Regions from separate parts of the Homo sapiens genome. Here regions 1 and 3 are each linked to region 2. The links are chromatin loops, found by intact Hi-C in ENCODE. Cell type or tissue: MCF 10A. All regions are shown on one strand. Region 1 has its middle 30 kb from the start of CISD1. Region 2 holds the start of BICC1 (BicC family RNA binding protein 1). Region 3 overlaps BICC1 (BicC family RNA binding protein 1).

Region 1 (2,500 bases), 210 kb after region 2:
TCCCACCTCTTTTCTGGATCTCTCTGAATTTTCTGCTTATACAATAACTTCCAATATAAATTATAATCAGGCTGGGCACGGTGGCTCATGCCTGTAATCCCGGTACTTTGGGAGGCTGAGGCAGTGGATCACTTGAGGTCAGGAGTTCGAGACCAGCCTGGCCATCATGGTGAAACCCCGTCTCTACTAAAAATACAAAAATTAGCTGGGCACACCTGTAATCCCAGCTACGCAGGAGGCTGAGGCACGAGAATCACTTGAACCTGGGAGGCAGAGTTTGCAGTGAGCTGAAATCGCACTACTGCACTCCAGCCTGGGCGACCAAGCGAGACTCGGTCTCAAAAATAAATAAATAAATAATAATCCCCAAAGGCATGTTTACTTCTTTTCTAATTGCATACTTTATACCTTGATTTCTATCTGTAAAGTGACTTTTTAGCTTGCAGTTGGTATTTGTAAGACATCATAAATACTACAAATATATAAATACACAGAGATATACCATAGAAAGTTGACTCTTCATTTCATCCGAGTGCGGAATTATGAATATATGGAATCCTTCTTACCCAGCAGGAAAAAAAAAACCCATAAACTTAAAAGAGTAAGGGTAGAGAAATGTGCTTCACCCCAGAAGTGTATTAAACATTTCCTATAATTTAAGATGTATTTGAAGGCAATGTGAGATTAGAAATTTTATTTGATATTACATGTGGAATTTCTTAGAGCTCTCTGCCAGTGTGCATTTTTCTGTCCTACTGATAAAAGAACAGTCTAAGATCCCCTTACTTTGATCAGCTTACAGTCTGGTTTTTGATTCTGCCCTTAGGGTTTATATTCGCCCCTTTCTTAGCACACCAATAAAAAATTAGACGGTTGAAATCAACTTGCTTCTTTGAAATCAAGTGGCACACGTGCATTCGTCAACAGTATCACTGTTTTTCTAATCTTGATGAAGTGTTAATGAGAAACTTCTACAAAAAAGAGACTTTGACCCACTCCCACCTATTACCTTACCACAGAAATGTGTTGTCAGGCCTCCCCCTGGTGGACATGGTAACAAGTGCATAGAGGTCCCTAAAACTTGGATTTCTCACTAGGCTTTCCCCCTATGGAGCAGATATTAATAAAGGAGGCTAAAGGACAAAAGAGGAACTAGAAAAAAGTAGAAATGTTTGAGCTACTTCTCTCAGTTCAGATTTCCAACCTCCTCACCTTTGTGTGATGTGTTTATTGCTTCTGTCCTTCTCCAGTTTCTTCTTCTGGGTCTTTTAACATTATTAATCAAAGGGTATAACAAAGAAAGCAACCTTAGTCCCCAGAACAACTGTAGTTGGTTGACTATAGTTACCACTAAGCTATAGTTTCTAATAAAGAAAATGGCTTCTTTGAATGGAAACACTCATGACTATGCAGTAGTTATGATTCCTACTCATTCTGACATGCTGTTAAACTGCTGAACCAAAATGGACAGTAATGAATAATGGAACACACTTACCAGGTGTTGTGCACAGTGGAAAGTGCTTCCTGTGCATTCCACCTTCATGACAACTCTGTGAGATAGTTTTCTTATCCATGTTTTTTTTTTTTTTGAGACGGAGTCTCGCTTTGTCGCCCAGGCTGGAATGCAGTGGCGCGATCTCGGCTCACTGCAAGCTCCACCTCCCGGGTTCACGCCATTCTCCTGCCTCAGCCTCCTGAGTAGCTGGGACTACAGGCGCCCGCTGCCACGCCCGGCTAATTTTTATTTTATTTATTTATTTTTATTTTTTAAATTTTATTATTATTACACTTTAAGTTTTAGGGTACATGTGCACAATGTGCAGGTTAGTTACATATGTATACATGTGCCATGCTGGCATGCTGCACCCATTAACTCGTCATTTAGCATTAGGTATATCTCCTAATGCTATCCCTCCCCCCTCCCCCAACCCCACAACAGTCCCCAGAGTGTGATGTTCCCCTTCCTGTGTCCATGTGTTTTCATTGTTCAGTTCCCACCTATGAGTGAGAATATGTGGTGCTTGGTTTTTTGTTCTTGTGATAGTTTACTGAGAATGATGATTTCCAATTTCATCCATGTCCCTACAAAGGACACGAACTCATGATTTTTTATGGCTGCATAGTATTCCATGGTGTATATGTGCCACATTTTCTTAATCCAGTCTATCATTGTTGGACATTTGGGTTGGTTCCAAGTCTTTGCTATTGTGAATAATGCCGTGATAAACATACGTGTGCATGTGTCTTTATAGCAGCATGATTCATAGTCCTTTGGGTATATACCCAGTAATGGGATGGCTGGGTCAAATGGTATTTCTAGTTCTAGATCCCTGAGGAATCACCACACTGACTTCCACAATGGTTGAACTAATTTACAGTCCCATCAACAGTGTAAAAGCGTTCCTATTTCTCCACATCCTCTCTAGCACCTGTTGTTTCCTGACTTTTTAATGATTGCCATTCTAACTGGTGTGAGATGGTATCTCATTGTGGTTTTGAT
Region 2 (2,500 bases):
ACATCACTGTCCTTACTTGTTTGTGCGCAGGTGAAACAGATCATTCTTTCATATCACTCCAAACTAATGTAGAAAACTGAAAGCTGGTTGAAAAGGATGAGTATGTGCTACTATCAGTTCATTCCAAACGATCTCACAATATATGCCTGACATAAATTTAATATTTTGTTTTATAATCATAAACTAGGCAAAAAGAACCACAGAACAGACGAAATAACTGAAATGAGTTACTGAAATGCAACTGGGGCTTTAATTTCCAAATCTATCTTATAACGGTCTTACTTGAAGAGTTTATCACAGAAGTAACTGTCCTCAAAAGTTACATAATTTGAGAAAAAAAGAGAGGGAAGGGGAGAGACAGAGAAAGACATGACACACATTAGGGATGTTTGTCAATAAAAATAAGCAACAAGGGAGGAAAGCCTGTAGCACATCCAAAAAACGTCTGCCAAACACTCTTGCTATTTGTTTCCACCAAGTTATTGTTTTGGAAAACATGTTGTTCTCTCTTAAAATAACCTGCTTAATTGTTCTAAAAAGCCACTGCATTTCCACAGAGGGCTAAATCATTCCCATACTGCGATGCATTGACTGATAAAGTCAAAGTAAGTTATGCATAAAGCCACAAATAACGTTTGAAAAACTCCAAACTCCTCCATGATAAAAGAACACTAGCTACTGAATGAATCTTCACCAGCGCCCTAAGTGAGACTAACGCCTGGTCCCGTACACGTATTTTAAGAATAACAGTCATTCAAACTAACTCATTTCTCTCTTTGGATGTGGGAAATGAGCCACATCGGTGGCTACAGGTAGGCTAGTAATTATCTGTTTTAAGAAAGGTCAAAATGACCTTGGACGTTTTGACGTTCACTCCAACACTCGTATTATAAATCAGAATCTGTTTTCGGTCCAGTATGGTTGAAGATTTTCTACCTGGGAAAGTCCCAAAGAAATTAAAGAGTTAAAAATAATTCTAAGTTGTGAAAGACAAAGTCAGACACCCATAGCATAGGAAGATTTTTATGGACTGAATGTAACTCAAGATGTGTTTTATAAGCCTGTCAAGAGATGAACACTGTCCTCAAACACAGCAGCACTGCCTCCACACTCCCCCCTCGCTTTGGCTGCTCACCCCGATCCTGGCCCTCCTTGACCACAGGGGTGGGGGCGGGAGCTCCTGTCTTAAGCCTTGACATCTGCAGAGCGTTTCCCAATAGTGAGACAAGGCCCCTCAGCTGGAGGAAGTGGATACTGACAAGGGGAGAGAGTGAAACAGACGGAGAGAGACAGAACTCGAGGCTGCCAGGGAATGGGGAGGGTCACGCATACTCTGTGCGGCCCGAGTGGTCCGGATGGCACAGCCCAGGTGTCCGGGCTAAAGTTGGCATCTCCAAAGTCCAGAACGCAACTTGGGCGCGCCAGTACAAACTCGGCCTTCGGCTTTTCTGAAGCCAGTCAAGTTCGCACAGGGCCCCCAGCGCCTGGAAATCTGAGAGGCGTGGAAGGGTGGGGAGTCCCGCGAAGTCTCCAGTCCCTGGGTGTCCTCCGGCTCCGCGGGGGAGCGGGCCTGGAGCTAAACCGGCCGGCCGTAGGCTGGAGTAGCGGGCGCCGGAGCGCGCGGTGGGGATGTCCGAAAAGGAGTTAGAGGCTCAGTCGGAGAGTCCGAGAACACGAGGGATGCCTACCTTGTAACATGGCCTCAAGTTTCTTCCTGTCCACGCGGAAGCGCTCCTCGCTCCACTCCGGGCTGTGCAGGGTCGCCCCGGCGACCAAGTCGTCCTCGGAGCCGGGCACTGGGGAGTCGGTGCTGCGCTCGCTGTTGGAGCCGGGGTCCGACTGCGCCGCCAGGTAGCCGGGCTCTCCCTGGGCGGCCATGGTGGGCGCGCAGCGCTCGGGCTCCCGCTGCCGCCGCCGCTCTGCCTGCGCTGCCGCCTCCGCTCGCCGGCCGGGCTCAACTGGCTCCCAGCGCCGCGGCGCTAGCTCGTCCCCCTGCAGCCGCCGACGCCACCGCCAACGCCGCCGCCGCCACTGAGCCCCCGGCGCATCCCAGCCCCGGGCGCCGCCCACGCCACCCGCCACCCCGGGTCGCGGCCCCGGTCCGGGTCCAGTGGCTGCGCCGCCCCCCGCCAGCAACGCCCGCGCGGAATGAGCGCGCCGCGCTGCCCGCGCCTCCATCCGCAGGGCTCGGCGCCCCCTCCCCGCCCGCCGCCCCTACAGCCGCGCGCTCATTGGCCCGGCCAGCCCACGGGGAGCCGCGGCGGGCGGGCGGCCCCTGGCGCTCACACACTCGCGCGCGCACACACACACCACGTACACACTGCCACTTTCTGCACTTACACGTATAAATCCTTTCCATACATGCACTTTCATAGCTCCTCAAACACACACACTCCTGAACGCACATGGAGTATCCACGTAATTCCTGTCTACACACACACATCACACACACTACTACTTTTCTGCACTTACACATACAAATCTCTTCCCCCTACATGCT
Region 3 (2,500 bases), 130 kb before region 2:
TCACTGCACTCCAACCTGGGTGGCAGAGCAAGATCCTGCCTCAATAATAATAATAATAATAATAATAATAATAATAATAATAATAATAATAATAATAAATGGTTCATATTGTCAGGAGCATATGTGTTTTTGGTGACTGGTGCAATAGAATGATGGGTTGTACAGTCAACCACACTTTCCTGGGAGACCACTGGCTGAGTGGAACAGAAAGGATGACTGCACAGCTAGACGTTGAGGGCACGGTTTTGCAAATGTTCTCAAGTCACCAGGAACTCATTACAGGAAAAGTTCCATGACATTCCAGGAATAATGCCAACCTAGAACTCATCATTCTGACCTCTTCCTCTAACCAACCAAAGTCACTCTTCCACACCCTGGAACACAACACATAGAGATTTAATAAACATTTCAGGGAAGACAAGCTAAGATCTACATAATGACAGTACTCAGTACATGAAAACACCCCCAGCCTCTTTCGGAACTCAGGAATAAGAAGCCACCATGAGTAGCTGCTGTTCATTTTCATTCACCCCGAAAGTGCAGAGCCTAACTCACACCTCACAAAATGCAGATACTTCCCTGGGCTATTTTCCAGGTATTCAGCACTTACCAATTAATTAATAATTCTAAATGCCAGCTTTAGAGTAACTATTTACTATTCACTTAAATGTGCAAAGCTGGCCTTGAAGAGACCTGGCTATTCCAGTTTTACTATAAACTTGCAGCACTGCTATTACAATTTCAAATTGTGTCTTCCCTGCAAGATATTTTGTAACTATGTTTCAATGTTAAATTATTTTCTCTGAAAACATGTGGCCATTTAGACGTCAAAATAGCAACGTTAGGTACATTCATACTGCTGTGATTCACATTCCAACACAATGTGAATCACAATGTGAATTCCTAACACAATGTGAATCCCAACAATGCTAACACCACTAGACTGTATACTTAAAAATGGTTAAAATGGTAACTTTTATGTGTGTTTTACCACAATTTCTTGAAAAAAGAATCTCTCAAAAGAGGTTTTATCTATATAACCACATTGTTAACCCCACAGCCAACTCATTCTCCATTACAAAGTACAGAGGCTATAAAGTTTCCTAAAATACAAATGATAACCTTCGCTGTATTATTAGAACTTAAAATTACAAATGATTAATCTCTCTAAGACTAGTCAATACTCGAATAGCCAAGGGTATGAAGGCACCACCATACCATTTCTACTGAGCTATTTTCATTGCTTGAAATGTATTTGGTAATAGTGTTTGTTCCAGGAAAGCAAAAAAAAAAAGGAAAGAAAAAAAAGAAGTCAACCTAGATGGCGCCAAATCATCTCCTAACCTCAGGAAGACAAACATCTGCCTCTGAATCTGCAATAAGTCCTAGAAAAATTCCAACATGAAGCAAGGGCACGACGGCAAAACCACAATGCAAGTGTTGCCCTGATTTAAAAGGCAAACAAAACCCCGAGCCTGTCCAACACAGAGTAGATAATGAATAGCAGCCATCGCATGATAGAGCTTCCCAAAATCATTTCCTGGGGATTGCACTGTTAGCAACCCCTGTGGTTGCTCTATAAAAAGAAATTATTTACCAACTGCCTTGACATCATAGGTAATGGAATAATACATCAAATGAGATGCTTCATTTTTCCTGCTGAGGCTCAGCTCTAAGGAATGTATTATTGTTTTGGAAGAATTGTAAAAGAATTCCAATAAAGACAATTGAAAGAAAATACAATTATATCCTCAATGGGCAAGAATTTTTAAATGTGTTTTTCTAAGTGGAAAAGCAAAGAACTGCTTTTGAAAGTTGAAATAGACACTTAAGAAAGCTTTTTATCTATCCAAAGCAAGTGATGAAAATTTAGCTGTCCCTCAAAATTATTTTGTTTAAAAATTGAAGAGCTTTTTACTTGATGTGTTCACCATGTAATAGGTCCCTTCCAAGTTGTTTCTTTCGTAGACACATTATAATCAGTAATTATTCTATCTACTCATTTCTCTATACTTTGTCTGCATTCTTCAGTGAAATTTATGTTTGCTCCATAATGGCAGAATCCATGTCATAACTGCTCACCACTGTATTCCAAAGGCCCAACTCAGTACCTGCCACACACTAGTGGGCTCAAAAACAATTTTTGGTGAGTAAATGCACAGTTAATTGAGTATCCCATGGCTGCAATAACCATCTTAGGGTTTAACAAATGTCTATAAGCTGCATATGTAAATATTTTTGGTCTCAGAGATTTAAGAGGTCACAAAGGGAAGAAGGGCAGTCCATAATTTATTTAAAATCTAACTTAAGTTATAACACCTTAAGACTTTGCATGTAAAAAAGCCACAATGCAGCTTTCTTCAGTATGGATAAGGATTAGTTATTGCATTTCATGACAGCCCTACCTGTTTATAGGTAAACATTTTGGTACAAACACTCTATTATAACTTTGGTTTCTTCCTATACAACTGACACCTTTTTATATCCAAATAGCAAATAA

Evidence for each region. A loop is a pair of places that touch in the nucleus more often than their neighbours do. Peaks named below come from ENCODE experiments on the same cell type or tissue, not always from the same donor. Only the 100,000 strongest peaks of a DNase experiment are listed, where the experiment ranks them.
Region 1: it touches region 2 in a loop (4-fold over the local background); 12 of 110 quality-filtered maps call a loop at or near these places.
Region 3: it touches region 2 in a loop (3-fold over the local background); 6 of 110 quality-filtered maps call a loop at or near these places.

The regions. Positions count from the first base shown.
Region 1 is chr10:58,298,239-58,300,738 of GRCh38, reverse strand. No RefSeq gene overlaps it. Among named protein-coding and RNA genes, the nearest start is that of CISD1, 30 kb to the right of the region's middle. In MCF 10A, a CTCF peak has its summit at 1,043 (motif pointing left); a DNase peak (open chromatin) is centred at 1,038.
Region 2 is chr10:58,512,522-58,515,021 of GRCh38, reverse strand. BICC1 (BicC family RNA binding protein 1) reads right to left here and starts at 2,150. Exons shown (of 21, transcript NM_001080512.3): 1 at 1,689-2,150. The coding sequence starts at 1,878. In MCF 10A, no CTCF peak of the experiment used is centred here; a DNase peak (open chromatin) is centred at 1,201.
Region 3 is chr10:58,640,265-58,642,764 of GRCh38, reverse strand. All of the region lies in intron 2 of BICC1 (BicC family RNA binding protein 1), which reads right to left. Among named protein-coding and RNA genes, the nearest start is that of BICC1, 130 kb to the right of the region's middle. In MCF 10A, a CTCF peak has its summit at 1,334; DNase peaks (open chromatin) are centred at 294, 864 and 1,414.